3 separate regions of the Mus musculus genome follow, and all the other regions are linked to region 1. Evidence: chromatin loops called from intact Hi-C (ENCODE). Cell type or tissue: gastrocnemius. All regions are shown on one strand. Links, peaks and the distances in the headings refer to the core of each region. The heading gives the core; the rest is flanking DNA.

What was found. A loop is a pair of places that touch in the nucleus more often than their neighbours do. Peaks named below come from ENCODE experiments on the same cell type or tissue, not always from the same donor. Only the 100,000 strongest peaks of a DNase experiment are listed, where the experiment ranks them.
Region 2: it touches region 1 in a loop (2.8-fold over the local background); 11 of 42 quality-filtered maps call a loop at or near these places.
Region 3: a loop joins it to region 1, with 3 times the contacts of the local background. A loop is called at or near these places in 8 of 42 quality-filtered maps.

Annotation. Positions count from the first base shown.
Region 1 is chr13:30,724,675-30,735,602 of GRCm38, forward strand. No RefSeq gene overlaps it. Among named protein-coding and RNA genes, the nearest start is that of Irf4, 19 kb to the right of the region's middle. In gastrocnemius, for the core only: a CTCF peak has its summit at 4,800; no DNase peak of the experiment used is centred there; H3K4me3 peaks cover 248 bases; H3K27ac peaks cover 574 bases.
Region 2 is chr13:30,599,432-30,610,359 of GRCm38, forward strand. No RefSeq gene overlaps it. Among named protein-coding and RNA genes, the nearest start is that of Gm35109, 10 kb to the right of the region's middle. In gastrocnemius, for the core only: a CTCF peak has its summit at 4,736 (motif pointing right); a DNase peak (open chromatin) is centred at 4,705.
Region 3 is chr13:30,562,647-30,573,574 of GRCm38, forward strand. No RefSeq gene overlaps it. Among named protein-coding and RNA genes, the nearest start is that of Uqcrfs1, 23 kb to the left of the region's middle. In gastrocnemius, for the core only: a CTCF peak has its summit at 4,337; a DNase peak (open chromatin) is centred at 4,328.

The sequences.
Region 1 (10,928 bases), core at 1,778-9,777:
GAGAGAGAGAGAGAGAGAGAGAGAGAGAGAGAGAATTGGCAAATTTGCATCAGCCCTTGGCAAACTCCTATCTGGCTTTAGCCCTTGGCTACAGCTGGTTCCCAAACTGCCAAGTGAGGATACACTGTCCTGTGTTTATAAACAATCTCTCCTCCTGAAGAGCACAGCACATGTTAATCTGTGATTTAATCTGTTTTTTTTAATTTGACCAAAATATTGCGTCTGAAATGTTTTGAAATGTGTACACACCATGCAGTTAAAGAGATTGATCACACAGCATGTGACTATAGTTACATACTACAGTACTGCAGAGCTGAAAACAGTAAGTAGGTGAGACGTCGTGTATGCTAATTAGCTGGAGTTCCCACCGCACAGAGCATTCAGAGGGGTTTTGAACTCTTGTTCCTATCCTGGGAGGTGCTTTCCATGCCTTCGGAAAGAGAAAGAGATTGGTCATATTTTCACTGAATCAGAAAGAGGGCATGACCGTGAAGGAAGGCGGGGCCTCATCTCACTCCCTGCAGCTCCCTGCAGCTCCCTGCAGCTCCCCACAGCTCCCTGCCAACTGCAGACTGAGGATTTTAGACCTTGAATCATCCGGTCTGGTTCTCCATCTCTTTCTATTCTCTAGCCAATGGGAAACCTACTCAGTTTAAAATGATGGAACAGGGACTCCACGCGAGCTTTTACAAAGTAGCTGCCAGTGAGGTCCTGCATCAGAGCCCACGGTTCCCCTACCCATGGAAGGGGCCCCAGGAAGTCCCAGAAGAGTAACTGAGGAGTTCTGCATATTGCTGTCTCCAGAAGGTCAATGGAGCGGCTGGAGGGCCTGAGTGGTCTGCCATCTGGCTCCTCCAGTTTTGTTGGATTTTTAAAAATATGTATACCTGTATATGTGTGTATATACCACATGTATTCCTGATGACCTGGAGAGGGAGTCAAATGCCCTGAGACTGGAGCTATGGACAGTTTTGTTTTATGGGGTTTTTTGGGGGGTGGTGGTTTTGTTTTTGTTTTTGTTTGTTTGTTTGTTTGGGTTTTTGTTGTTGGTTTTTTGTTTTTGTTTTTTTTTTTTTTTTTTTTTGGTTTTTGGTTTTTGGTTTTTCGAGACAGGGTTTCTCTGTGTAGCCCTGGCTGTCCTGGAACTCACTTTGTAGACCAGGCTGGCCTCAAACTCAGAATTCCGCCTGCCTCTGCCTCCTGAGTGCTGGAATTAAAGGCGTGTGCCACCATGCCTGGTGAAGTTATGGACAGTTTTGAGCCACCATGAGTGTGTTAAGAACCAAACCCATGTCCTCAACAAGAGCAGCGACTGCCCTGAAACCACTGAGATACCCAGCCCCCTTTCTGCTTTTTGTGAAGAAAAGAAATATAAAGTCTGCAAAGTAGACTATTACAGCCACTTTGATTGATCCTACTGTAACCACCGATAACATTTTGTTATGTTTGCTCTTTTTGTAAAACTAAATGTATATAATACATAATAAAATATATATATAATAAAAGTACAGTTACTGTCCATTTCAAATATATTCTCTACAACCTTGTCTGTTTTTGTTTGTTTCTTGTTTTGTGCGGTGTTTTTTTTAGGCAAGTCTTGCTATGTAGCTATGGCTGGCTTCAGGAACAGCATCCCCCTACCATGGCCCCCTAAGTGCTGCTGGGATTACAGGGATGTACCACCAAGTCCAGGAAATGCCCATAGCCTTTTTAAAACAAGAAAAAGAAAGTCAGATCTAGTTTATAAGTGCATGTATAAAGATTGAAAACAGTGGGCCAAAATCACTGTGGTTGCCTCTTGGGAAGCAAGAGCATAGCCCAGGCTAGGCTAGAAGCAAGAAGAGGGCTGCTTGTAGTGCACCTTCATGAGACCTGGCTTGACAGTGCACATAGACTGTGAGACACAGCATGTCCTCAAGTCTGTGTAAGGTTCAATTATAAACCACAAAGTCTGCAGGTAACTATTTAAATGAGTTGTCTGGTGCTGGCTATAGTCTTTCAGTTCCTTGACACTGGCTACATAGGCCAGGACAACAAGCTGTATTGTGGCATGATGTAGCAAAGCCTGGAGCCCAGCGTGCTAGGCCCCAGGCTGCTAGTCTCTGTGCTGAAATTCCTGCCATCCCTTTAGAGTGATTTACCCACTTGGATTCGGCTTGGGCAGGCCCTTGGTTTGGTGAGCCGTCTCATAGGAAGCTTACCACCTCCCTCTTCTCCGAAACTGAGCTTTTCAGAACCTTTCCTCATCCCCCAGACACATTCTTTGTTGCCCCACAGACCTTCATCTGTGCACATGTGATGATACATTGCCACACTGAGGGGGGCGGGGAGGATTCGGTATTTAGAGTAAGGGATGGAGTCTTACTCATCAATGCCAACCTCCCCAGAGATGTCTGTTGTAAATTCTATTGAATAAATCATTCATTCAGTGAGTGTGGGGTTTTCCTAAGTCCACGTGCTCTAAACTTCTACAGAGAGCAGACAGTAAGTGTGTGTTTGTGTGTGTGTGTTTGTGTGTATTTGTGTGTGTGTCTGTCTGTCTCTCTGGGAGGATGGGGGTGGGACCAAGGTATGCCCCCACCTCCTTCCTGTGAGACAGAGTCAGTATTAAACAGCCTAGTGTTTAATCTCAAGCATAGTGATTGAGTTCTCTTGGTTTGCTTGAGGGTTCTCTGCTTAAAACTGGAACCCACAACTCCACTGAAGGAGGATACTTATGGTGAGTCACAGTTGTCCCCAAGGAAGGATCTACAATCACCTGCAGGCTTTTAGAGACCACCTCTCTGTAGAACCATCTCTTAGGTCATGCAGTACCTTACAGGTGCCCACGTGAGGCCTCTGTCTCTGTCTAGGCTAAGGATTTCTTCAGTTTACCTCTTAGCACTTAATGTTGCAATAGGACTAAGCAGCTCTGTGTAGGCATGAGATGCCACTCCTCTCTCAGATGCAAGTTCTGAGGGGCTGGTCCTAGAATAATACCTGGCATGGCACAGATACTTGGCACCTGCCTGTCTAAGAAGTGAAAGCTTGGGGCACAAACCGCCTTTCCATGAAGCCCAGGCTGATGTACTTAGTGGTGGCTGACAAAGGTTTATGTGGAATCGCTGCCTCCTAGTCACTCTTGGTCTCCAAAGGGAAGCTTCCTAAGGCCAGGAGACAAGCTCCCTGAACCTGGGTCCAAGCACTTTCTCTTTAAATTATCAGCAGTGTTGAAGAGTGTCTGGGGTCTAGTCTTGAGACATGGAGAAGAAGGATCAAGGTAAAAGACAGGACTTTGCTTACAGTCTCTTGGGTGGAGATTAATGCAGAAGACAGAAGAGATGGTGGCCAGTAGCCATTGTGTCAGAGGACAGCAGCCATAGCAGCAGGAGTACTAACAGTAGCCACAGCAGAGCAGGAAGATATATAGTACCAGAGGGCAGCACCAGCAATGCCTGTGGCAGCAGAAGCAATGACAACAGTAGCAGTGGCAGTGACAAACAGCAACATCCCTGTATCAATACCATCTATGTGGCGATTGATGCTCCAACAGTAGATGTTATCACTGTTACATCCTAAATCAGCCCGTCCCGAAGCCCATCCAGGCTTCAATTCCCTTGAAAGCCACCTGAGCGCCTTCCCTTGCACCAGCCTGCTGCAGCAGTAACCACTGAGCCCCACCTCCTCAGTGCTTGCCCACCAGCTCAGCCTGCAGCTCTTTCGGTTCCTCAAAGGCGGCACCCTCTCCCCTTTGCAACCCTCTTCCACCCTACAAGCCTCTCTCCCCTCCCCTGCGGGCCTTTCCCATATCAGTCCCCTTAGGTCAAGCTTGAAGATTCCCTGCCTCTCTGTAGAACCATCAGGGAAGGTGTGGTCACTGGAGGTTGAGAGGAGGCCTGTAGGAGCTCCCACTGGCAAGAACCAAGCCAAATCAAAATGGTGCCGTCACACTTGGATCTGGACTTGGTGGCCTAGAAGTTCCAAAAGAGCATGTTGCTAGGGAGCAACAAATAGGCTGGGGTGTGGCTCAGTGGTAGAGCACTTGTCTAGCACCTTCCACAAGAAAAAGTGCAAAGCCTGTTGGGTAGGGTGGGGGTGAGGATGGGGGGTACTCATCTGTCTCAAGGGCTGCTCTCTACGGTATCTCCACTTACTAGAGAAGTGAGTTGCACAGTTGGATTAGCATCATGTGTGACAGATGAAGAATGAAGGCGGAGGCAGTGCAGCAGAGGCTAGAGCAGGCTGCACCTTCAAAGTCTGGGTTCCCACAAGCTTCCAAAGGCAACCCCAAGTCTCCACAGGCTCCCCAGTTCTTGCACTCTGGAATGACTCAGAGTATTTGACGATCTTGTATGACCCTGGAAACCTATGACTTTTCTTGTAAGACATAAATTATTAACACTTTACTCTGCCACTCTGGAATTTCTGTGACTGCAGCCCTGTGTCTCCTAGTGCCAGCCATGAAGTAGCAGTGAATGGAGAAAAGTATTCAAACCAAGAAAAGCCCCGAATGCTGATTTCAAGTACTTAGCTCTAGACTGAGCAGTACTCTAACACGCAGTCAGCGGGCTACAGTGTTTACCGTCCTCAGCCTGCTGAGTGGTTCTTGATATGGCTCTCAGTTACCTGTGCATATCCACTGATAAATTCTTACACATGTATGTCCACTAATGTCCCTGCCCAGAGTTCCCATCTTCAGGCTGCCTGTGCTATGTTGGGTGGCTCTGTGCCGTCCGGGGATCCTGTCTCCTTAAGAACTATTTTTAGAAAAATGAGGACAGAGGTTTGATTCCGAGTTTCAGGCTCCACAGGCTGGCAGGAGCTGGAATTGCTTCAGGGTCCGGTCTCTCTGGCTGCTCAACAGGACGGTTTGCTGAGTGACCAAGGGCCACTAAAGGAGATGGGAGTGGCTGATCTTGGCTTGTTCTTCCTGAGTGCGTCCACCCATGAGCTGCTTAGGATGTGTGGGAGCTACTCTAGGTGGTAAGGATTGTGGTGGTCAGCAGCTCCAAAAGAAGGTATTGATTGAAATCAGGGATGATTTGGAAAAAGCTCCAACACACGGTGGGACTCAGGGAGAAGTGGTTGGTGCCCAGACTCGAAAGGGAGAGCTTATGTGAGGAGCCTGAGACATTTGTGCAGCCAGAAAACAAGGAAGTACTTGAAAAAGAAAGGAACACATCAAGAGGCTACTGAGCCAATCAAAAAGAAAAACAAAAACAAAAAGAAAAAAAAACTCCTGATGGACCAAACTGGTGTAATTTGAATTTGAACAGCAAATTATGAGAACATTAGCATCTAACCCATGGAATAAAACAAATACACACATTTGAAGTATAAATAAAGAAAATAGCCAATAAAAAAGGAAAAATGTTTATATGATATAAAATAAAATAAAATAAAATAAGTACAGGAGTCCAAACTGACATAGAATTGAATGAATCAACAAACAGAAGGCTGGGGCATTCTTGCTTGTAGAAGAATTCAGGCAAGTAAATGGGGACCGGACAAGAAAAGTACAAAATCGCCATTACCTAGGACAGTGCTAACTCTGGGCTGACTACCCAGTCACTGAGTCACCAGGCACAGCACGTGGGAGAGGCTGTATTTGCATAGTCTGGACTTATCTCTCCCAAGAGAGACACCAACCAGAAAGAAAACCTGATCGGTGATCAGAGGGGAAACCCTTTACTTAGAGCCCTACTTGGACTATCAAGGGCAACGGGGACATTAATAAGCCCATTACTGTCACATGACCGTTAATGTCATGCACTGAAGACACAGTGTCACCTCTGTGGGACTTTTACCAAAACTGCACTGACCTCAACGTAACCAGAACAAGCATCGGGCAATGGAGAGACATTCCGCAAAATCGCTGACTAGCGGTACCAAAAAAACATTACAGCACAGATGACAGAGAGGTCCCCAAACTACCAGAGGGACTAGCCGTTAAAAAAAATTATTCTGCTCCCCTCAAAACCAAAACGAGAGCCATGCAAAGTGGTACTCAGGGGACTGGGGCAGAATGCTCGCCACGAGTTCAGTGAGGCTAGCCTGGGCTACATATCAAGACTCTCTCTCTCTCTCTCTCTCTCTCTCTCACACACACACACACACACAATAAATAAATAGATGATAGATAGATAGATAGATAGATAGATAGATAGATAGATAGATAGATAGATAAAAATAGAATCACCAAAATGTCCAATGCCCTGGCAGAAGCTAAGCACCATGTACCTCTGGGTTGATGTAGGGGAAAAAATACAAAAAGAGATGGAACTCAGTGTAAGCCACTGTATAATAATGAAACCATTCAACTTTATTTATTCATCCACACAGCTACAGACACTTGATCTTCAAAAAATGCCATATATGTATATATATATATATGAAAAGACAGCTATTGGGTTCTAATTGGAAGCCAAGAAAAACTCACTTCAGAGACAGAAGTTTAAAAATTAAAGCTTTATTTTCTAGTCTTTCAAAGAGGCAGCCAGTTCTGCCTCTGAAACTGCACCCTCCAAAGGGAAACTGTACAATATTTTTATAGGATGGGAACACAAAGCAGGAGGTGGGGGTGGGGTGGAGGACCGAGTGGACTGTTGCATTGACCAATCATATTTTGACACAAGGAGTTAGTCAAGAACTTAATGTTGGTGGCTGGGTCTTATCCAGGTCACGTGGTTTCAGGGTCCCAATTCAGCTTTTATAGTCAGGTCCTCTCCTGGACTCTGGTCTGGAATTTAGAATAATGATGGAACAAAGGAGTCGACAAACTGCACATAGTCAATTAAATTAAGACAGGCAGTTGCCTATCTGTGTGCCTTAGTTCAGATAACGGGATAGACAGCTTTCTTCTTTGCACCCTTTACATATTAACAGAAATGCCCGAGGAAGCAGATATAATAAGAGTTAGTTCTGGAACCTGGGAACGTGAACTCAGTTTGGTCCCACCAGCAAGATGGAACTTGTCCCTGAGATAGGAGGACTCGGGGAAACTGTCTCCTAACAACAGCCTCTTCAACAAAGTTTGCTAAAGAAAATGAACGGTCTACATGTATAAGAATGAAACTGGAGCCCTCACGCTCGGCTGGATGTTTGCGGACACCAGGACTGCAAGATGGCGGTGCTTGTGCCACTGAAGAAGAAGAAGCTCGTGGAGGTTAAAGTTGGAGAGTGGCCGAGTTGGATATTGATGCGGGATTTCATCCCCAGTGGTACTGCAGGAGCCTTTCCAGAGAGGGCATGATCAATACTTACAAGTACACCAGCATTCGGAAAGGCAGCATCTCGGGGATTAATATGGTACTGGCAGCCTACGTGGCTTTCAACTACTGCATTTCTTACAAGGAACCGGAACAGCGAGGCAAGAACCCATGAAGAGGAGTCACTATGGAGGGCACTGGCTGCATGGCTGAGCATAACCGTCTGCCCCACTCCAATCTAGGAAGAATTAAACTGGCTGAACCTTCATACCCTGACTGAGAACTAGTGTCCAATCAAAGGTAACTGACTGGTAAAAAAGAAAAAATTAGGAAACTGGATCTGTTCTCCCTCTGTACCATATATTACAATAATAACAATATTTATTATTATATTTATATTATGTGTTTATATATTATATAGTGCATATAATCATATAATAATAATTGTTATTGTTAATAATTAAAAACGGATCAAAGATCTTAATGTAGACCTCAAAAACTTTTAGAGGGAAACACTGAAGAAAGAGTCACAGGCAAGGAGTTTTCCAAAAAGGACTCTGGTTGCATAGGAAGCAAGCCCAAGAATTGACAAATGGGCTTGAATTAAGAGCTCCCCAACAGCAAAGGAAACAATGAACAGAATGAATAGGCAGCCAAAGGGCAGCAGAACGTCTTTGTCGGCTAAGCATCTGACACAGATTACTATCTGTAATCAGTAAAGAAGTCAAACACCTAAGGAGAAAAAAAAAATCAAAAAAGCAATTATCTAGTTGATGACTGAGCAAATGAATTGAATTGTTCTCAAAGAAGTGTGAAAGACCATAAAGTGCAACTTCACTTGACCATTTTTTCAGCCATCATGTAAATGCAGATCAAAACTTCACTGGGGATCTATCTTATGTCCCATCGGATAGCTTTCCCAAGAAACCAATAGCACCGGATGTCGCTGAGGCTAGGAGGAACGGGAAACCTCTGTGCATTACTGGTAGACATGTAAACTGGAACAGCCACTCTAGAAATGAGTATGCAGTTCTGAAAAAGAAAATGTAACCGTCATATAATCTAGCTATACTACTCCAGGCTATGCATCTGAAGGAGTCTAAGTCAATACACCACAAAAGTCCTTCACAGCCATGTTTATTGCTGCATTAGTCACAACAGCCACGATAAGGAACCAGCCTTGATGCCTGTCAGCAACACACAGTGGGGTTTTGTTCAGCCATAAACAAAAACTAAATACATTATTTGCAGGAAAATGAATGAAACCGGAGATCATCCTCTTAAGGAAATGAAACAGACAAGTATTACATATGTAGAATCTAGATTTCACACACACACACACACACACACACACACACACACACACACACACACACACACACACGAGTGAGCGCACATGCAGGCATGGGAAACAGATCAGAGGGTGCCCGCGAGTGGTGATAGTGAGTGACTGTTTTGATCTATGTGGTTTACATGCATCAAGATGTTATAATGAAACCCATCACTGTGAATGCTATTTAAAAAACAAAATAAAGCAGAATTTTAAAAATTAGTCTTATTTTTAAAACATTCTACAACATTGTAATTTTTTTGACAAGTAGTTTACTCTGTGCATGACACTATTTCCAGTGTGCTGAAAAATAAGAAATAAAAAGTATGGTCCTTGCCCTTGGAAGTTCCTAGGGGAGATGAAAGATAAAATATAGCAAGGAAAAATAAAAAGGAGGACAAGAAGAAGAAGAAGAAGAAGAAGAAGAAGAAGAAGAAGAAGGAGGAGGAGGAGGAGGAGGAGGAGGAGGAGGAGGAGGAGGAGGAGGAGGAGGAGAAAGAGGAGGAGGAGGAGGGGGAGGGGGAGGGGAAGGGGGAGGGGAAGGGGGGAGGGGGAGGGGGGAGGAGGAAGGAAGGAAGAAAGAATAAGAGGAAGAGGAAGGAGAGAGAGGAAGAAGAGGAGGAGGAAGAAGAAGAGGAAGGAGAGAGAGGAGAGAGGAGAGAGAGAGAGAGAGAAGGTGCCTGGGGCTGGAGAGAGAGCTCAGTGGTCAAGAGCACCTGCTGCTTCTAAAGCAAACCTGGGTTTAGGTCCCAGCACCCACATAACAGCTTACAACCACCTGTAACTGCAGTTTCGTAAGATCTAACCCCCTCTTCTGGTTTCTGTAGGTACCTGGCATGGCACATGGTTCACTTACATCTGTGTAAGCAAACACTCACACGAATAAAATATAAATAAAGAAATCGTTAAGAAAATAAAAAGAATGCCCATAGGGGAAAAAGAAACCCTAGTCCACTGATGAAGAAATTAAAATACATAAAGCATCAACAATCCTACTACTCAATATATGCCCAAAATTTAAATGAACACGTCAAAGACATTTTTTAGAACCACTCACTCTTGATAGCCAAGATATCAAGTCAAATTCTATGTCCACCAATAGAAAGGACTAGATGGAGAAAGCAGTGATCCTGCACAATAGAATAATATATAACCTTCAAAGGGAAAGAAATCTGGCCATTTGTGATGACGTGGATAAATCTGGGGGACATCATGTTAAATGCCCAGGGATAGAAAGATAAATTTTATACTCTTAGAAACAAGCAGCAGATGGTGGATATAAAGGTTCATGGGGGAAGGAAAGGTAGGCCAATGGATACAGAATTCCATCCAGACCAAAAAAATATGGATTTCTGGGGTCCTATGCACAGTATGATAAATATGGTTAATGGTATGCAAATCAAGAAGAGGAAAGTCATGCTTTTGTAACAACAGGGAATGTGGAAGCCACAATTGAAATAGACCAGGCCCAGCAAGATACCACTGTGGAACCTCGTTGTATGTGGAATCTAAAGACATCCAACTTAGAAGCAAAGACTAGAATGGTTAACAGAGACAGGGCAGGAGAGGAATGGGAGAGATGTTAGTTAAAGGACCCGGAATGTCAGTCAGAAAAGAAGAGCAATTCTGTGGGATCTCATGGCGACTATGGTTAAAGACAATGAATTATGCACTTGAAAATTACTGGCTAAGTAGATACACGAATGAGGAAATGCAGATCAGTCTGTTTAATCCAGTCCCTCCACAATCTATCCAGACACCAGATTATACTACTGTGCACGGTACATCGGTGGTTTGGAACGTCCCCCCAAGGGCTCTGCCACCATCTATTGAACTACTGTAGGACCTTAAAAGGTGGAGTCTAGTGGAGAGAAGCTGGGCCAGTTGTAGTTACCACAGGAAGGGGCTATGGGCACAGAACGCATTGTCTCTCTTGCTTCCCAGCTGCCGTGATGGGACAGCCTTCTCTCTGCGTACCTTTGACATGCTTTGCTGTCACAGAATCAAAGTGGGACCAGGAGCTATGGGATAACTCATAATCCAACACAAGATTGTCTTCCGTTCAATTAATTGGATCACATGTTTTGTCACAGAAATGGAAAGTGAACTAAACAATACATTTGTATGTTTTTTTATTTGTTGGTTCAAATTGAGGGAAAGAAGGAAGGGATGGACAGGGAGGGGAAAGCAAAGAAGGAAGTGAGGGAGAGAGGGAGGAAAGGAGAAAGGGAAAGAGAGAGAAAGTCAGAACACAATAAATGGCATGTTTTGCTCATTTTCAATTCCATACTACAAAAAAAAATATACAAATTAAAACCACATCTAGAGTCTTGTCCTAGCCAGAATGTCTAATATTATCAAGAAAATAATAACAAGTGCTGTTGAGGGTGTAAGGGAAGAGAGATCTTTTA
Region 2 (10,928 bases), core at 1,693-9,692, 130 kb before region 1:
TGTGTGTGTGTGTGTGTGTGTGTTTATTTTGCTTGGTTTGGTTTAGTTTTCTGAGATGGCGTCAACCCTGGTATCCCTATCTGATCTGGAGCTCACTACATAAACCAGATCTACAATGAGCAATCTACTAAATGCTTCCTGTATTATGGGATAGCAGGCATGTACCACCACGCTTGCTCAGAGAACTGACTTCTTCTTCTTCTTCTTTTTTTATTTTAAACAAAATTGTCAAAAGCATAGTAGGAAACTAACTTGCCTCTATTTTAGTGAGCACTCCTGAAACACTCCTGGTTTCTCTGAGAAGAGAGTCATTTGATGTTCATGTGAACATGATTTCAGGGCTGGCCACTTAGTATTGGATAAGCAATTATGTACTCGGGTTATGTTTACATATCTGTGCACCTATCCACTTATGTGGGTAACAATAATAAAGAAAGAAAATGAAACCATCAATTTCAGAGGGAGGGAGAAGGGGGCCTGAGAATGGTTAAAAGGAGACCTGGGGGGGGGGCTGGAGGGAGAAAGGGGAAAGAATAAGTAATAAAATGATGTTTTAATTGAAAATAAGTTTTAAAAAGAAGATAGCCATGGCCACCATGATCAGTTGGAAGTGAGTCCTATCCTGTCTTCAGGATAGGGATGCTCACCTGTGGCTGAGAAAGCCAATAGCTAACTATGACAGTATTTGCTAAGTCAACTCAGTTTTAATCGTGTAAATGTAAACAGTGGTATGGAGGCGAGAATACACGTTCTGATGAAAATAAAACATATTTTCTCCCCCTGAAACTTAAAACTGTGAAGTCTTTGTAATTCCCCAAACTGAAAGCTATTCTGCCAAAAGAAGTGAATATTTTATTTTCTGTGTGCGCAAGATGACTAATGAGAATGAGAGAAAGACAAAACTGAGTGCGTGCCGATCCGATGGACTCTAATAAACATCAAGATTTCACTTCAGCTCTTTCGCAATTGTTTATCTAAGTCTCCACTTTTTCCACAGAGAAGCCAAGCTCAAGAGAGACACCAGGCATTACTGAGGAAGAGGCCATCACTGCCAAGGGGGATTTTATGATGGCCGAAAGGGAAATACTCCATTTGCAAGTCAGAAAACTGGAGACATTTGTTACCTTATTATAAAACAAATTAAAAACACCATAGACCAAATTTAACCAGATCTAAAATCCATACAACTCAATGCTTCTATGCAGTTAAATCAGATGTATGGGACAGACCCTGTGGCTTTTAGGATGCAATGACTTTGTTAAACATGCAAACCCAGATAGTTTTATCTAATGTCCATAAGATGTGCTCACAGACCACAGACAGAATGTTTTTATGAGATTCTCTCAGTGCATATGAACAGTCAATATCCTTTCTGTTCTGGATGGAAAATGTCATAATGATATATCCAACTGGAACTGATTTCCCTTCCTGTATTTGTCTCAAACCTCACATTTGAATTTCCATGCCCTATGTGGTCCTGGGAATAAAAGTTCTGAGAAAACATTACATGGGGAGTCCCCTTTCTTCCATCCTGCCACAGACACAAGTCAGTCTTTTCCTTTGTAGGCTTTTGTTTTATGAATTTTCTTTTAAAAGGATGAGATACAGTTTACTTTAGATGACAAGCTTCCAAAGAGTGTTTCAGGAGAAAGCTCACTGGAATCGACAGACACTTGTTTTTAATAAGCTTATAGTTGTCATAACGAGGAAGATGCCTTTGCAATGATGACAGTAACCTTGCTCTGAGGTTTCAAGAAAAAGACACCAGTACCTTCCTACTCCTCCCTCTACTGCTTCTTTACATCATGACAAGCCACCCAGATCACAGGACAAAGCCACAGAGCGGCTTATCTCATCTGACTGCTGAAGTCCTCTTCGGTGGAGGTCACTTTTTAAGGAGCATTTGCAAGAGGCATGAGTGTCTACACAACTTTTGCTAGTTTGGAGAAATCTTCCCATGTTTGTTCTCTGGGTGTCTTTCTCTCCAGTTTTCTAATCTTGCTGCTTCCGAGTCTCCAACTACTCAGCTAAATGAATTATAGCCTAAGGATCAATAGATAATGACACATAGTGGCCAATTGTCTTTGAAGAAAAATTCATAACTACACACACTGCCTAAAGTTCTGCCCAGTGAGAGGGTTTCCCTTCACCAACCTACTTCAGAGTTGTCTCCAAAAAGGAGCCATAATGTCACAGATGCTCTCTCCCTCTGGGTTGTGCTTGAGTAGTGTGTGGAGCCAGATGCTGTCTTCCCACTCACCTGCTCACAGGGCACACTTGATCTTTCAATTACTTTTCAGATGTCAACGCCACACAGCCTGGAGTTGTAAGAGAGAACCACACTTGAAGAATTTCCTTGATCAGATTTTGATTGCTAATTGAGAGAAGGGAAAACCTCACTGTGGGTGGAAGTACCCTTGGACAGGGGGTTCTGAATTGTGTAAAAAAGCTGTCTGAACATGGGCAGGAGAGGTAAGCTAGTAAGCAGTGATGCCCATGGTTTCTGCTTCCTTGGGTTTCTGACCTGACCTCTCTCAGTGACACCCTTTAGTTGGAAGTGTAAAATGAAAGAAACCCTTTCCTTTCCAACTCGCTTCTTGGTCATGGTGCTTAGTCACAGCAACAAAAAGAAAACAAGAACACTCCATGGGACCACAGGTGCGTGCTTGGATAGAGAAAGCATTATAGGGGGAGACCAGAGACATTTGGATCACTTCTTCATGTAACTTACTTGTGCCTATAGGATCTGCTCATGCCTGATCATGTATGTACCACTTTCATTTGATGAGAGATTTATTTCTAGACATGTCCAGATTTAAACCACAGCAGGTCAGATAACACCCAGCTCATGATGGGCAGTTCAGGTTGCATAGTATCGTTATGAAGAATTGCTAACTGAAAACAAAAACTCCCCGCCACTTTAACATCCCTGCCTCCTTCAGAAATGTTTAAACTGGTTGGGAGTGAACACGTTTTGTAGGCACAGCTGTTAACAAAACTCTTAGACTAAACCCAAGGTAGCCATCATAATAGGCTGCTGTAGTCTACATCAACAGCCCTGATCCCACCAACCAGATTCTTGATACCCTCCCCCAGCAGATCTGGGAGCAAGCCGGCAAGGTCTATCAGAATGTAGACCCTGAGCCACTTACCCTTTTTATTGATTTAGTGGTGTTCATACTTTGTTCTTGGATATGCTGCAGAAAGCGAATCTGATTACATTGGATACTTGCACTGGAATAACCCTGAGAAGAAAAGATATTTTAGAACAGGAGGCTACTTGAGGAATACACAGTCTTCTTGTCATACAATTATAAATGTAAGAACCACTGCTCTAGAACATTCACAGTCATAAGGATTCCCACAACTCTACCTTAGCCACTGAGGCATGAGGCGAGGACTTTGAGAACCTTCGAGGAGCCCATCATTCCTAAGTACACTCACTATCTTCTCAGTCTTGAGTGGCTGTGACACCTGGCAGATCTGCTGTCTAGAAGATACTAGAATCCCAAGAGTCAAGCATGAGACCATGACTCTGTATATAGTGTTTGGTCCTTGCAAAACCTCTGGGACTGTGAGAAGTCATAATTATACTTCATTACTCACACCAGTTTGACAGTTAGCTGTGAGTCATTTGTAATGAAAAACTTTTTGAGAAATTCCTAGAGGAAGAACATAGAAGCCAAGTTCCTAGATCAGGCATACACTTTCCCTTAAACAGACAAATTCACCTATCCTCCGCTTGCAAAGCAGGACAACAACAGCTTCACCACGGTTCATGTACTAGACGTTTCTAAAGCCCTCCTGCTGGTGAGACTGGGTGCTGAGAAGAGCGGCACTGTCCTCTCCGTGAAACTGGCCAGTTGACCCCCTGTGGTACAACCTGACTGTATCTCAGGTTCTGCGTTAGACTCTTCAGGTAACCTGCGCCCATAAGTCTTCACAACAACGCTAAGGAAGATGGCATTTTTCATTCCACGCTCAGAAGAGGAAGGAGAGGTTCAGAGAGGATGTATTTGAGCTGAAGCAAGAGTTGGTGTAATTTTAAGTACAGCACAACTGGGCATCAGCTGGATGCGGACAAGGTGCCCAGCAAGTGTGAACACCCTAGAAGTGCACATGAAGCCATGTGATGCACAGAGGGGAAAGGCACTTCCAGAAAATCTTCCCCACGTTTATTGGTGGGGAATTGGTGCTTGGTAAAGTACAAGAGTCTTTCTCTCTCTACAGGGCAAAAAAATACTGCCCCAATGTGGGCACGTCTCAACCTACGAGGCAAGGAAAGCGGATAACGATGATGTCGACCCCAGACGGAAGCCACTGGGGTCTGATTCTCAGGAGTCTGAGCAGATAAAGGTTTTGGTTCCTTCCTCACTTGGCTGCTCTGCTCAGAAGGGACACCTTGGCCAGCCTGACTCCAGATTGCTTCCTAAATGGCGCAGGCTGTTTGGATGCACCCTCTCATGGTTCTGCAAGGCCTGCCATGTGAGAAGCACCGTTGGCTGATGGCTTTGTTATCGGTGACTCAGGCTGTCACAAATTGTTGAATCTGTGAAGTGTCAGCATCTCACCAGCGGAGCTATTTCCAGAAATCACTCAGATCCTTCATCGCCGAACGTCTTGCATGTGAACATCTTGACAGCCTTTGCGAAAATAGGCTCAGGGAAGGAGGGCTGAGTCATACTGGAAGCCTGATTCAGACCTTACTGTCCGGGTCAGCAGACCACTGCCTTCCTCATGCACCCAGAAGGTGGCAGAGTGGCCACTGTTACTCAGGACTTGCTACCGACTGCATTCCCACCCCATATCTCAGAGGCTGAAAACAAATTGGTTCTCTGAAAAGTGTCACACGGAAACCCCCTGGCACTGATTCTTAGCTCTGCTGACCACCTGGTGGAATCTGATAAGGCACTGAATGGCGCTGATTGAGCGGCACTGATTTCTGGGTTTTGAAAGTGTAGCATCCCGAATATCAAATACACACGTGGGTAATAAGAATATTGAACTCCCTCACTGTGAAACTCCTTGGAGTATGTGGTGTTCCTCACAACTCTTTGCTAACATATTTTTTCAACTATGTGCTAGATTATTTAAAATATCATGTGAATGCTTGTTTTGTGCCGAGTACTGTATCATGTTCATAGTCACTCTTAATGCCAACTTAAATATCAATGCCATTGGGCAGTATTACCATCTCTACTGTAGAGATTAGGAGGTAAAGAGGAGGTAGAAACAGGAAGACACAGACCAAAGCTGAGTACACTTTAATCCAGGAATCTCTGAAATAATATATTTTAGTCTTTAGTCAACTATACATGATAATGGTGTTTATTATGGAATTTTCATATGTGTTTATTCTTATCTTACTCATTCTGGTACTTTACCTGCAGTTTTACTTTTAAAAAGTTTCGGCTGTTGTGGCCTATGAACACTAAGTAGAAAATTCTAGAAGTAAGCAATTGACTTAAATAAGTTTTGCTAGAGTATGTTATTATTTTCCTGTTTCTCTGTTCTTATTATCACTCCCTTGTGTCTAATGGGTAAGTTAAGATTTTGTAACTATATATATAGGGTCCCGTGCCATCTGTAACTTCAGGCATCCACTAGGGATCTTAAGATGTACTTCCACAAATAAGGGAGGACCCTGTATACCCTAGCAGGCCCACTTGATCTTGGCTTCTTCCTTCCATGGCTGCATCACCTCTCCCCCCCCCTCCACCGCTCCCACTTAGGCAAAACCCAAAAAATAAAAAACCCAAAACATCAAACCTAGTCCCCACATCTCTGCTTCAGGTGCTGGCCATGAACGTCTGCACATGTTACTTTAACTCTGAGGACAGCTCCTGTTCTCTCAGGCCAGAGCAACAGCACCTAGTCTGGAGAGGGCACCCATTCTACCCTTCTGGGATCCAGAGCACATGCTGATGGAAAGGACCCAGACATTTGCATGTTTCCTGGTTCTTTTCTCGTCCTCTAAGACCTACTGTCATGATGCTGAGTGCCCTGGCCATGCAGTGCCCACCCAAGGAAACACAGCTTCCATAGGAAAGTAGTAACTTGGGGAAAACTCAGGAGGCAGAGAAAGCAAAGTGGCGAGGGAAAAGCTTACCAGGTATTCAGCGTCTGTGGTTCATTACAAAGCCCCATAGCTGGGACATAACTTCCTCTGTGGGCATTTCAGGATGAGACAACTCAGTTTTGTGGTACTCAGAGCCTGGTACTGCTGACATGCAGAGCTAGAGTCTCAGAAAAGCTCTGGAAGGGATGGATGCCTGACTTACTGTGGCATGACTCTCAGAGAGGAAAGCGTCTCCAAGAAAATCATCATCAAGAGACCCCCCCTCCCCAACACACATACACACATGAGGGTTTTTTGGCGCTTTTTTGTTCTTATTGTTCATTAGGTAATAGTTGCTATTTACTCTAAAACCATAGATTTGCACCATGGGAGGAATGTTTGCTCCTGGGCTGTGATAGTGTGCATTGTGATGAGGCTTCTTGGGGTAACAGGGAGCTACCTCCAAGGGCGACACACAGGATGGTATTGATGTTGCAATCCTTTTCCTCAGATTTCTTCACTTTGATCCTTTATGTCCCTTGTAACCAAATATTGAGTGTTTTGTCTGTCTGTCTGTCTGTCTGTCTGTCTGTCTGTCTGTTGGTCTGTTTGAAGCAGCAGTCATTCTACAGACTTGTGCTGCAGGAATGCCCATCTCAGTCAAGGGGTTTGAGATTCTACAACCCAAGACCCTTGAAGTTTTTCCTCTAGCCCTGAAGCATTCTATGTGCTCAAGATGTGTGTGTCAACCGCCACTACACCATCTGTCTATCTTTCTATGTATTGTCTATCTATCCCTCCCTCCCTCCCTTCCTTCCTTCCTTCCTTCCCTCCCTCCCTCCCTCCCTCCCTCCCTCCCTTCCTTCCTTCCTTCCTTCCTTCCTTCCTTCTTCCTTTCTGGCTAGAAGTAACATTTAAAAACATGGCTCAAAATACAGGGGCATTCTATTTACTTAATAGGTCTCAAGAAAGCCAGACATCATATTTCACAGTGACAGTGAGAACTGACTCTTTCTGTCGTGGTTTAATGTGGAAGTCAGTGGCTCTGATCTGGCCTTTCTCCTTTGGTATCCATCTCCCTTTTTAGGGAGGAGAGTATTTCTGAGTCACTTCAAGATAACTTCCTTTTGTATCATCGGTCAGCACAAGATGACACATTCTCTTCTAGACCAGCCCCTGGGAGAAGAATGGCTTTTATGTTTTGTTTCAGCCAACGATACCCGAACATAATCAGGTTCCTCGGGGAATAAAGATGGTGGGTGGGAAATGCAGCCAAGAGTCTGAGCAGTGAAGAAGGGATGGGAAAGGAAAGGAGGCAATTGGAATGGCAGGAAGAAGTAAGGAAAGCAAGAAAGACACAAACCAAACAGCAACAGCAGACTACAGCGTGTAAATATTTTAAAATGCAATATGCTTTACAACAAACCTCGTGTAAGGTCATGCTCATTTATTACCTATTCTAGCTTAATAGTTGTCAAACTTTTTGAGGTAAAATTTTATTTAAAAAAAAAGCTTTTTTTTTTCATTCTTTTGATTAGATTTTTTTTTTTTTGCTTTTTTTGTTTTTGTTTTTTGTTTGTTTGTTTGGCTTGTCTACTAATCCTTTTTGGTCTCTGTTGGAAAATGGTCTTCACCCTTCTGGACTGAGGAGACATACTTTCTTTAGCTATTTGTATAAGCCAGAATAGAATTAAAATAAACTGCCCCTGGAAACTTTGATTTTTTTTCAAAGGAGTGGTTTCTCTTTCCCTCAATGTGTGAAGACCTTGGTGAACCCCAGAGTTGGGCCATTTTAGCATCCTTACTCTGGAAAACCCTCTTTTGGAAGGAGAAAAAAATGGAAGGTACACAATTCTGCCAGAGACACAAGTGGTCCAAGTTTCAGGACCATACCCCTCCCATAATATCTAAATGTGGACAGAGGCTCTGGCAGGGGTGTAGGAGGGCTCTGTGGCTCCAAACCGGTTTCAATGGTTTTAACAATGAAACTCACCTGTGTGTGTGTGGCTGGTGTTGTCCCTCAGGTTTAAAAGCTCTCAAAAGTCAAATTGAAACCCCTCAGCATGTGTGGTACGTGGGGCTGACCCTTCAGCACTTTGTGCTTCAGGCCATGTGAAGTGAAACCTGGGAACTTCTCACAGCCTGGTAGGACCCACCTTTGAGGGTGACAGCTCTGGGAGGCAGCAGCTGAGAAGCTAGTCCTGGTGCTTTGTGTTGAATCCAGATGAAAGACACCCTGAACCCCAAATTAAACTCCATTCCCATTGGATACCATCTCCTTAACCTATGTCTAATACTGAGAAGTAATGTAAGCCCTTCAAATGTACACACATTCACACACACACACACACACACACACACGCACACTCACACAGGTAAAGCCTTACATTTTTACTTACTGATCGGACTTACAGAACTTTCGTGTACCTTCACATTCTATTTAATAGCTTCAAAAAGTTTGTCTAGTTTCTCTCCTATTTATGGATGTTGGGTCCTCCGATTCTCTTATTTGGCAGTGGAAATAACACTGCAGTTGGCTAGAAAGTTATTTCAGTCAGTAAAGTGCTTCCCTTGCAAGCGTGTGAATTCGAGCTTGGTCTCCAGAACCCACGCAAATTCTGGGACTAGCAGCACACACTCATAATCCAGTGCTGGGGAGGTAGAGGCAAATGGAGCCTTCTGGGTTCACTGATGGGACATTCATACTTGCTGAGTTCCAATGAGGGATAATCTCATAAACATAAAGAAGATTGATGGCAGCTGAGGAACCACAGCTAAGCTTATCTCCTGACCTCTGCAAGCACTCACACACACAGGAAAAAAGAAAAGAAAAGAAGAAAATAGGAAAGCATCCATCATAGGATGAATTTTTTTTCTTTCTGCCCTCAGCACTAAGCAGGTTTGTCTCTCTGCCAGTTGCACAGTGGCTATGGGCAAATCTGAGTTTACCCAGGTGTTGGTCGACAGTGCTGTCACTAGTCATAATGCTTTGGTATTTGACTGGCACTTCTTTGAATTATCTAACTGACCTTCAACTCCAGCACACCTAGTTTTGAGGTTCCCTGTCCTTTCTCAGAACCTGCGATCTACTTTACTAGTGGGCAAAACCTTTCAGAGGTGACACTCTCTGAAGCCAAGGACTCCCGAGGATCACAGCCCCGTGAAGCATCTGGCAGCTGCAGACAGACATTGGTTTGCAGTGCCCTTTCCGAAGGTGACAAAGCCCAAAGCCGTCAGCACCCATCTTCCCTATGGTTATACCAGAATTCAGGGACAAGATGACTTAAGGACGTTGAAAGGCCAATAAGTACATAAACGTTCATTGTTATCGACTGTCAGTTTTCATAGTTTGGACTCTGAGGCACCTAGACTTTAGTTTGCAGTTTACCTGTTTCAATGGCAGTGATGCTGCTGTTTTGGTTTAGTTGAGGTAAAACTTCCTTTCATTATAATATTTGGAGGGATTCTTGTGAAGACTTGAGAAATTTTCTTCAAAAAAAAAAAATTGGTGGTACACGCCTTTAGTCCCAGCATTCGGGAGGCAGATTTCTGAGTTCGAGGCCAGCCTGGTCTACAGAGTGAGTTCCAGGACAGCCAGGGCTACACAGAGAAACCCTGTCTCGAAAACCAAAAAAAAAATTGTGTTGGCACTGAGGGGGGAAAATCTAGCTACTGCATAGCCAAAACCAAAAATCTATATTTCTTTAGTTGTGATATGAGGGACTATAAAATCTTATGTGGATCTTAAATCTCACTACACACACACACATTTCTAAAGAAATGGAAATTATTCAGAATTCTTTCAGTTGAAAGTAACAACTTAAGTAATCAGGCATTTGTATTCATTGTCCAGGGATGCCTCAAACATATGTGTGTGTGTGTGTGTGTGTGTGTGTGTGTGTGTGTGTGTGTGTGTGTGTATGACAGACACCAAATAGACATGTGAGGTCCTTTTTCTTGGCTTGTAGTGGCTATCTTCATACTGTGTCCTGACACTGTTCTTCACTTTCTAATTTCTTCTTAGAACACTAGCCAGACTGGATTATGGTTCACCCTAATATGCCCAGTTTAACTCACATACCTTTTAAAGACTCCATCTCTAAATATAATTCCATATGAGGTCCTGGCATCCAAGCTTCAACATATGAATTTTACCTGGACACAATTCAGCCACAAGTCTTTTTAATATGCACCATAGAGGCAAGCTGTTGTTATCTCAGGTATTGTAGTCAAGGGAAGAAATAAGAAAAGGTGATACTATTTCTTTTAGTAAAATATCAAGCATTATCATGGGAGATACTTGATAGATTTCATTTGCTACGTCAATGACCAATGACCAGATATGTAGCCACACAGCCACCCAGGAGGCAGAGAGGCTATGAAAAGGCTCAATGCTCATGTCTAGAACAGAGACAGGAGCAGGAGACTGATAGGTGGGTAAGCCAATAGTGTCTGCCACACAGATTCTCCATGATGCCCTGCCTCGCTTCCCTATTTGGTTTTGGTTTGCAATTTGTGGCTTCTTGGTGCCCTTTGAGTGTGACTGACGTCATGCTAAAGGTTACCATGGTGAGAACACTTACTAGATGCCAAATGCCAATCACTCCTTAATCCTATCAGACTTTTTGTGATTTTGAACTTATTTTTCCATAATTTTCCAGTCCTTACATAATCAGCATGTACCAACTCTACATTTCAAAACAGCAGTGAGTGTGGGGGAGAAATCAAATTGTGATGTAGAAAAGCAATTCTTTTTTTTCCTTTTTTTAATTAGGTATTTTCTTCATTTACATTTCCAATACTATCCCAAAAGTCCCCCATGCCCTCCCTCCCACTCTCCTCACCCCCTACTCCCACTTCTTGGCCCTGG
Region 3 (10,928 bases), core at 1,008-9,007, 160 kb before region 1:
ACTGCCGCTATAGCTGTCTGCATAAGACTTGTACAAACCTGGACAGTTTAACATTTCATCATCGATGGGGGAGGAACCACAAGGCCCTGCCCCTCCCTGAGAGACTATTGGCAACTAATGGTTATTGGAGGAGAGATGTCGTTTTCTTCAGTAGTGTAACCTGTGACAAGTTTCCCTCACTCGAGTAAATCACCTCCCACCCCTTTTTGGGAAAGAAACTCTAATTGACCTCAGTGGGCCACGAGACACGAAAGGAGACACGAATAAGGCAAAGTGGAGATTTGTGGAGAAGAAAGATTCCAGTAGGGGGTGAGACGAGCATGGGGGAAACTGTCTGAAATTCATTGTACAAATGTATGAAACTATCAAACAAATTATAAAGCGAGTGACCCTGTCACAAGGGCACCAAGGCAGAAAGTAAACTCTCCTTCCTTTCAGGATTCCATATATCTTTTCCACACTGAGGTTCCCAACCCAATGGTCATGTTGGGGGAGTCATCTGTTATGTGTGTGGACTCTGAAACACATACTGATCTTCCATGCATCAGATAGCTACTGAGATAGCTGTACAGTAATGTATACCACTGTGGATACGAACTTCCATTTCAGACCTGGAGAACCAGATGAACTAGTTCAAAGTGAGACATCCCAACCAATCCCAGTGGCCCCTTTGGTGAGCAAGCAAGGACTTGTGGCTCACCACGAGGTCAGATCCCTTCTCTCAAACCTCCTAAGAAGGGCTATGCACATAATAACCAAGACCCTTTGGCTTTGCCTTTCTTCACATTCATGTTTTCTTTTAAAGGAAACCTTATACATATAGAAGAAACAGCAATGGCATTAGAGGTCATCTCCACAGAATGCAGGGGGCCAGGTGTCTTCAGTTCTAGGCAAGAAGAAACCTTGAGGTTCCAGGAAGTCTTGTCTGTCTAAAACAGAACACTGCCAGTAGAGGTCATATCTAAAAGCAAAGATGGCAAATGTGGTCTGTCCTGCCCACCACCAATATCTATGTGTAGGGATGGCTTGGTTCTTCTTAAAAAAAATGTAAATATTAACAACAAAAAGTCTTTGGTGTAACAAAAGTGTCTGCTGGGACATTATTATGTTAGTCCATTTCTGAGGGATAATTGTGTTTGTAACCCTGAGGGGTTTGCCTGAGGCCCCCAGTCAAAGAACACTTGACTGGTTGGTGAATCCCCCTGTGTTCTACATTCTTTTGCATGCCCAGCATCAATCCGAGCATACTGCTTACCTGTGGGAAGTGGGACAAGGGGAACAAACCTGCTGCTGAGTGATTGTTTCTGTGCTACACCTAACAATGCTCTTTGTTTCTATCCACAAAGCAGTAGCAAGCTGGCTTGGTAGCTTGTACACAGAGTAAAGTCAAATATCGACCAGTCTTTAATCTTACTGTAGAAACCAATTTGAATTTATTTTGTATTTCGTTCCCCAGACTACAGAGAGAGGCAATATGGATGATGTTTGTGTAGTATATCTCTATTTCCAGTTCTACAGAGAGCCTGTGCTGGACAAACTGGTGGATGTCCCTCAGTAAAAAGACGGGGAAACCAGCGGTATCTAAGCCTAAAGCTCTTCAAACATGCAGTTTGAAGGATGAACTGGCCTTTTGCAATGAAATATCCTTTTGGTTAAAATAGCAGCCATCAAATCCATAACAATGTATTGAGTACCTGCAGAACAGGCCTCTTTATGATTGGTTTCTAAAGTTATCGCATTTAAATGGTTGGCCCTCCATGTTCCAAGTCTCAAAGTACTTGCACATATATCCGTTGCTCAACAAAACTCGGTCATCTAAGACCATGTTGTCACCCCTATGTCTGGCCATCAGTGAACACAAGTAACAGCTGTGCTTTATTGAAGATTGTTCCAGACCCTCTTGCAGGCTCCTTATGCAAGCAAACTTGTTCACTACCATAGCAGCTTTGTACATAGGTAATACAATTGTCCTCATTTTATGGCTGATTAAAGTGAAGCACAAAGAGGTAAATATGCTCCCAATCTCCCTGCTCCTGTTTGGCAATGTTGGAGTAAGAAAGAGCAGTCAAACTCCAGATCACAGCACATACTACTAGAATGTACCATCTCAAAGAGGAAAATGAATCGAAGGAGAGAAAGCCATTGTGTAGAAACTGTCGGGGTAGCCAGGGGCAGAGCTGAGATCCATGCCTAGCTAGCTTATGAACGTTACTGGGACTCCAGGACAAAACCTACATCCAATAATCACAGTGTGCCCAAAGATGCACCGTGAGATGTTCCTGTGGTCTGAAGAGCTATGTAACTCTTCCATCTTGGGTTTCTGGTAACTCTCGACAATGTCCCCTGCCCAGTAGCCAATACTAATGTCACTTTCCAGTAGCCCACAATTTCCAATGAACTAGTTGTAGAGAGCTGGTTCTTACAGCCTAAGAGGTCTCCACTAGTGCCCTCAGCCTTAAGACGTGATTCAGAGACAGAGGTTCTGAAGCAAAGGGCAGACTGCTGGGTTCTAGTCCTAGCACTGTGTGACTCAGAGTCAGTCACTTCCTTTCTAGGAACATTTTCATCAGAGGGACGATGGGAACCAGAAGCCTCTGAAATCCCCATCTCCTCACTGTGTCCCCCTAGCACACATCTGTGACTGTTTTGGAGACCCCTTCTATATCCCTGAGTGCCTACCCTGAGCCTCTCCTGGGCTTCCCAATAAGTCATACACCAGGACCTTTTTGCCCTGTGTTTTATCCTCTCAAGACCCTGTGCTGATCTGTGACTAAGAATGCTTATCTCTTTATCACAGAAGCTAAATGGTTGTCGTTTCTTAATAATTCCCTTCTCCCAGGGGAACTCATGCCTCAGCCCTTTTCTTTTCTCTTCTTTTCTCTTCTCTTCTTTTCTTTTCTTTTTCTTTCTTGTCTTGTCTTGTCTTTTTTTTTCAAAGTAGAATTTTTATTAATTCTCTGGAAGTTTCACACCATGCTCCCCAATCATATTCACTCCCCAGCCCTGTGTTTGCCTTCCCAGTTGTGACCTCTCCCCTAAAAATATTTTAAAGATAAAAAAAGAGTAAAACATCTAATGTGTGCTATCTGCATGTACTCACTGGAGCTTGGCCAAACTCTCCCTAACCTGCCCTTAAACAGAACTGAGTCCTTCCCCTGCCGCACTTCCACCAGAAGCCATCAATCGTGGAGAGCTACATCAGCATCCTTATCATACTCTTGAGGTGTTCTCTTCAGTGGCTTCTAGTCTAGGCTGTTACTTTTGGGGAGAGAGGGGGTTGTGAGGGATAAGGGGTGTCACTGAAGTTTTCCACACTCCTCCCCCTCAACTATGTGTCTGCAGTTATTGATACGACAACCAAAGTAATCTCCTTGATCTTTGCCGTCAGTGCAAGCACAGACCATGTGCCTTCACACTGTTTCTGGAGACCATACTGACTACGAGCATGGTCCCCTCCTGCAGTAGGGGCCCAGACAAGTAGAACAAGGCCCTTGAAGGCAGCCCAGACCATCGACATCAACACAGCCTCTGGTGGCAGTGCAGGCCACAGATGGGCACATGGCAGAAGAGTGTGCCTGCCAGTGGATGTGTTGATGTCTGTGGCACGTGCTACCACCAAGGGTCATGCAGATGCCCATGGTCTGTGCTGTAGTCTAAGGCCATGCTGACATCCGTGGGTTGTGCTGTCCCTGGAGCCATACAGATATGAGTGGCCTGGACTGTCACCCAAGGCCATGCTGATGTTTGGGTCCATGCTGCCACCAAGGGCCATGCCTAGGTCCAAGGCCCTGCTGCAGTCAGGGTTGGTGTTGATGTTCGAGGCCCAAGTTACCATCAAAGGCCTTGTGGATTCATGGGCTGTGCTGCTACCTAAAGCCCTGTTGCTGCCCATGGGCTGTGCTGCTGCTGGGGCCCATGTCTCAACTCTCTTAAGTCACATCTATCAGAAGCTAATGCTCACCCCTGTCCTTTTAGAAACAAAAGCCGAGCTGGAGAAAAACAACCTTGCAAGTGTTGGTCTTTTGTTCCATGGTTATACAGAAGCCTGAATTTGCTAGCATTGTATTTATTGTTAAGTCATCAAACATGTATTTGTTAAACATTTACTACATGTACCCAAACCCTCCAATCCATCTCCACACACAGAAGGGTGACAAACCACACCGGGACATCCAAGAAGCCTCTCCAGTGGTCGGACCTGAGACTTTCATCCCAAGAGACTTGGTGGCTCTTCCTCGAAGCTCTGGGCCGGTGACAAAGATAGGCCAGTCAGACCACTTGTGTGCAACTGTAGCGTTGTCTTCTTCACTAATCCAGGAGCGACATATCCTCTGGAGGGAGCCAGAGGACTGTGGAAGAGGCCCCGACCATGCACAGCGACTTCTGCATGTGTCCTGCCATGGTCTCATGTTCTCTTCTGGATCAGAGTTGTGGCCAACTTCCTAAATCATTGATGTAAATTGTAAATAATCCTAAAAATAAGATTTTCTTTCTTTCCAAGTAGCTTATTTCCCCATGTTTAATGTAGAAATGGAATATGTATCCACTGGTAGCTCTTAATTTTAGGCAATACTTTCCGCCCTTTCAAAACCGATCAGTAGGCCCCTTTAGGCAAAGTGCTATTCACATTTGAATTCTGGTTGAGGCCTGCCTTGGAGTTCTTGGTACTTCCAAACCCAGTTCTTTTTGTCTTTCCCTTGATGTGGTTCAGAGAAAGGTAGTTTGAAATGGAGAAACTCTGTGACAATGACACTGGAAAATGAAGCCACCAGAACAGCCCTCACCTTCCATTTCAGGCTAGTTACCAGGCCAATGGAAGTGTGACTCTTCAGATGACTAAAAATATGAACGTATCACAGAAAGTCCTTCATGAGCCATACCTCTGATGACCCGAATGTGAGATGTGGTTGATTGTCTCAGAGCTTGAGAGAGTAAAAGAGAAAAGATGAGGAAGACCTCTCGCTCTTCAAGTTCAGGGGCTGGGTCTAAAATCAACTATCATGGAGCTGAGCTGTCTAGCCTGCCCCTGTGGCAAGGGCTGTCGTTACAAACAGCTCCACTAACTCCTTTTGGCAGTCATTTGTGTTTTCCCTTTGTTTATTTACTGGGGTAGCGCACCATAGCGCATGCACAAAGGGCATAGGACAGCTTGCAGGGATCAGTTCTCTCCTTCCCTCAATCCAGAGATCAAGTTTAGGTCACTGGACTTGAAAGCAAGAGCCTGTTACTCTCTTGTTGGGAGCCGCCCTCACATTTGCCATTACAAGATGGCGCTGACAGCTGTGTTCTAAGTAGTAAACATAATCTGCACACGTGCAGGGGCAGTTTTCCCGCCATGTGTTCTGCCTTTCCTGTGATGACAACTGGGCCGATGGGCTGCAGCCAATCAGGGAATGACACGTCCTAGGCGGAGGATAATTCTCCTTAAAAGGGACGGGGTTTTGCCATTCTTTCTCTCTCTCTTGTTCTCTCTCTTGCTCTTGCTTTTTCTCTCTCTTGCTTTCTTGTTCTTGCTTTCTTTTTCTTTCTCTTGCTTTCTCTCCCTTGCTTTCTTGTTCTTGTTCTTTTTCTTGCTTTCTTGCTCTTGCTCTCTTGCTCTCTTGCTCTCTGGCTCCTGAAGATGTAAGCAATAAATTTGCTGTGTTCTTCCTGGCCGGTCGCGAGAACGCGTGTAAGACTCTCTGAGCCATCTTGGGCTTTCAGTAAGTCCAGAGAAGGTGACAGGCAGTCCCTGTCTCTCAGGTGGTGGCTTCTGGCTACTTCAGAGGAGCAGGGTGACATTCTGTTTGGCTAGAACCCTCTCAGATGGTCCACAGACACCAGGACAGTGTCCACTTCTCATGGGCTTGCTGCTGTGGCCATATGTTCCTCCTGACTTTGACTCCTGTGACTGGTTTCCTTGCTCTTTTTAAAGAAATTCTCCTTTCTCCCTCTTTCTCCCTTTTTCTCCCTCTTTCTCCCTCTTTCTCCCTCTTTCTCCCTCTCCCCCTCCCCCCCTCTCCCCCTCCCCCTCCCCCCTCTCTCTGCATCTGTGGTGATCTGAAGAAGCCATCAGATGCCCTGAACTTCTTCAGACCCACCTTGTGTCCTTGAGACAGGGTCTCTCACTGAACAGGGAAAATACCAGCAGACTTACTAATCCTCCTGTCTCCCCTACATCAACCCAGGGATGACACAGTGCCTACAGCCATGTCTAGCTTTTCACATGGGTCTTGAGGATCCACACCCAGGCCCTCATGCATGTTGTAGCAAGCTCTCCACCCACTAAGCTTTATTTCCAGATTTTGATGCCTTCCTATAGAATTTTCCCCTTGCTAAGCCACTGCTCAATACCTAGAAATGGGGGTCCCAGTGATGCTTCTTGACCACACCCCCACTCCTGTTTAACAGTTCCCACTCTGCACAGCCCTTGCTCTCTCCAGCCTGGCAACTTGCTGGTGCCAGAAACTGTCTCTGAATTTTCTTGTGCTATAAGATCATCTATCTTATTGCATTGTGGTCCCCTTTAATCAACTAATTTTTATTTAAATAAAATGAAATAAATAAACATGTGAGAAGTCCCTTTTTTTTAACAAATAAGACCACATTTTAACTTATTGTAGCGTACCTTGGACTTGAATGTAAATATTTCATTTTTTCTGGAAATAGATTCAAGTAATACTGTCTCCCATGCTAGAAACCTAAGACCTATGTCTTACTACTCCCTGCCCCATCTTCAAATATGTTTCTTTCCATATCCACACCACCTACACCCTCAACAGCACCTCCCTTTGCAGGTGACACCTAGATTATCTGTTTGGAGCTAGTCTTCTGCCCCTCTGATACAGTCTGAAACCATAATCCATTCGCTTCGTTACCTTGCTGTGGCTGCCTCAGCAGAGAAATGGCCTCATGATACTTCTAATACTAATCAAAAGCTTCTACCCGGCCCTGAAGGACTCCCTGTCTTTCTGGTAACATTCTTGGGGACCATACATAAGTCAGTCCCTTCCAGGATCAGCTGCTACTATCTCTATTCCAAGAGTGCCCTCCTCTGCCAGACCCAAACAGGCACATGTGCTGGAGGCCAATCCATCTCACATCTTCAGTGAGACTTTCCCTGACATTTATCTTCCAAGGGAGCTGCCTAATTTTGTAGTCCCATCAATGGGGTTTCTTCCTTTCCTCGGTCACTCCCGCCAAGCTGGCTGTGCCTATCACTTGCCTTGTCTGCCTTCTCAACTTAAATATCACTGAGACACATAAAAAGTTTGCAGTTTGTGCACGGGCGTTGCATGAACTTATGATCTGGTGACTGCGCAAATGACAGGCAGTATTTCTAAGAGATAATATCAGGGCAGGGGTCCGAGCCCACTGGGAGCTTTACACACTGTTGGCTTATGCTTAGCCTTCCTTCCACTGAGAGAGCTCGTGTGGAGGTGAGAGTGTTCTCGGCCTCAGTAGGGAATGAAGAAAGGCCTGGAGGCTTTACATGAGTGCATACCCAACTTTGTGCCTTGGGGCCCAAGTGCTTTGGGGAGTACTGCATTTCTAAGTTCTACCTGCCCGGGAGTGACCTTCACAGTACTGTCATCATCAAACCTGGAAAGCAATTCTCCCTCCTATTCCCTGTCAAAGGAACAATTCAGGGTGTTTCAATGTGTTTCCCAGAGGGCAAGCATCTGACTGTGGTTGTATTGAAGCTCCTGTGCAAACATAGTTCAAGAAAACACTAGCCAATGGGCTTCTTGGTTTCTGTTAGCAACAGGGAAGGCCATTGGCTAAGGATGACTTTGAGGTCAGTGACAGATATGTGGCTAGATACTCTTCAAAGCATCTCCCAGAAGCCATTTCTATGTAAACAGATCTGAAGCAGACACTAACCTGCAATAAGAAATAATAATAATAAGCCAAATGAGAAGGCATTTTCAAATTCCCCAAAGAAGGCAGTGCTCTGACCTCTTTCAGGTCATGCTGGAAGTCCTGGACTCAGTGAAGATATAGAAAAACTATCTGGAGCCTGTGGGTTCTAAGCTTTAGACGGCAAGAAGGAAAAATAAGGCTGTTTGTTTGCACTTGTTTCTCTGCCACTGTGATAAAACACCAACTCAAAGCAACTCAGGGGAGGAAAGGGCTTATTTTAGCTTATAGTTTATAGTCCGTCCGGGGGAAACCAGAGCAAGAATCCAAGGCAGGACTTTGAAGCAGAAACCAGAGAAATGCCTTGCCCCTCTGGCTCTTGCTCAGCCAGCATTTTATGGAACTCAGGACCACACCTCAGGGCCAGGATTGCCCATATTTGAATGGGCAATCTTGCATCTGTTATCAAGAAAATGCCCCATAGACACAGCCCCAGGCCAATCTGATTGAGACAATCCAACTGAGAATCCCTCAGATAACTGGGCTGCTATGTCAACCAACTAAGGCCAACTAAGGGAACTTTTTTTTTTTTTTCATTTTTAGAAATCTGTGTTAGGAATGGAGCTGGCAAAGGCCATAGTTTCACATCAGCAGAACAGGCCACTTAATGACCAGGATAGGCTAGTCTTCAAATGGTACTCTCCCCCCAAAGGCTAGACTGACCAGCAAGCCAGTTGATGGGGGGAGGTGTCTAGCACAAAATGGAGATGAGGAAGTCTTGTCTAAAAATGATTAAGATTGCCAAGATGATGTCAGCAATGCAGTAATGGACTAAACCAAGCATGGTCCTTTGTAGGCATGTCCCAAACCCAGCTAGTGAAGAAGGGCACAGTTCATCTAAGCTGCTCCGTGTGTACTGGTCACATGCAGGCCTTCCTGCCAAGGTCCCTGTGCACTGCAGATCCCAGCAAAAAACTGCAACCTCTCTCGTGCGGTGTCCGTCTGCCCTCCTGCAGTGGTAGCTTGGCTCTCTACTCTCAGTATGGATTCAGTGAACTGTTTTTTGATCTGGGTTCGGAATCTTATTACATGTTAAGATTAAAAAAAAAAAAAAGTTCTTCATGATGATCTTTGGCTTCAGAGCTCAGTTTCTGTTCCCAACAAGTGACTTGTAATTCAATGTGAGTCTCATGTGGGGAAGGAAGGGACCATGTCAAACCTCAATATTGGGAGCTGAAAAGGAAAGATTCTGCCCTGAGAAACACAGGGCTTGGACAGGAGGGAGAAGGAAAGACAAAGCCCAAGGCCTCAAGATGAAAACAAATGTGTGCTTGAATCTCATCAGTGGGACTTGTCTGGTGGGGTGATGCTGTCATCCCTGGACCTGTGAATGTGTACATACCGGACCTGTGTGTGGCTGGGCTTGAAAAAACAAAGTGTTAGGTGTCACAATGGCATTTGTTTTAGTTGATTCCTGTCCCCAGCTCATACCCCCTCCTTCCTCTGTGTCCTCCCCTCCCCAGTCTCCTTCCCACCTTCATATCACACAGGTCCCTCCACCATTCTTTCCTTTCTTTGGCATCTCTTTTTATGACCTCTCCATCTCCTTTCTAGTTTTTAGGTTATACTTCATGTGTAGCTCATGCATTTATACACATACAATATAGTATAAGCTGTGATCTGCATGTGAGAGAGGGCCTGTTTTTGTTTTTGCTGGGTTTGGCCACATTGCTAATATAATTCTCTCTCTGTCGATCCATCTCTTTTTTTTCTTACAGATTTCTTCATTTCATTTTTCTTTAACCTGAGTTTAAATCCCATGGCGTTTATGTTTCACATTTGTGTTATCCATGAAATTATTGATTCGTGTTGAGGTTTCTTTTTAAAAATTCAGTTCAAGAAGGAGCTGAAGGGGTTTGCAACCCCGTAGGAAGAGCAGCAATATCAACCAACCAGACCCTCCAGAGCTCCCAGGGACTAAACCACCAACCAAAGAGTACACATGGAGGGACCCATGGCTCCAGCCACATATGTAGCACAGGGTGGCCTTGTCGGGCATCAAAGGGAGGGGAGGCCCTTGTTCCTGTGAAGGCTTGATGCCCCAGTGTAGGGGAATGCTAGGGTGGTGAGGTGGGAGTGAGGGGGTGAGTATAACCAATACTTTTTTTTTTTAATTTCAATTTAAAGTATGAGTGTTAAATTAAGAATAATCCCACTACTCAAGAGCCTGAAGTGGGAGGACTGAGGTCTAAAACCACCACCACCAGCAGCAAAAACAATAACAAAATTCTGGGCCTTAGTTTTCCAGCCATAAAACGGGAATAGTAGTCTTGTACCCACCTTTGAAAGATGTCTATGGGAAAAAAAAATAAGTACATACATATATTATGCTTAGCTGTCTGAGACATACTAAATCATCTACAAATAAATACATACCTATATTATGCTTAGCTGTCTGAAACATAATATAAATCATCTATAAATGTTGTTTCCTCCTATTTGGGTTAAATCATAATCACTCCTGAGCATAAAGCCTAAATCAATTTGCTGTCTGAGATCTCGGTTAGAAGAATAGCAATCTACCTAGTGAATTTTAAATGCAGATCTTGGGGCAGCCCCCCTGAGGAAGGACTCCTACACATAGATAGAGTCAATTCCCTAAAACAGGGAAGCAGTCTTCCAGATGCCTGAGCAGTAAGAGCTGCACCCTGCAGGTTTCACAGGGTAACTTCCCTGTTGCACATCTGCTGGGGTTTCCGTCCCCCTTTCTGCTCTGATATTTCCTTTCTCATCTGACTCTCAAGCCCCTCAGCATATTAATGAGGCTGAGAAAATCTCCCCAGCCCTTTATATTCGTAACATGAATCAGCAGATGAACGCTCATTCTTTTATTCCAGACACCTGGGCTTTCTTGACATTTGCAGAGACCTGGTTCTATGTTTGTGTCTCATGCGATGGCTTGTGGCACCTGCAATAGATTCATCGATTCTTTGTAGGGCTAGATTTTCTTCCTTGTTTTGTTTTTCTTCCTGAAACTATAGGCACTTTAAGGGGTATTTGTTATTTATTTCTTTCTCTTGCCTTTCATG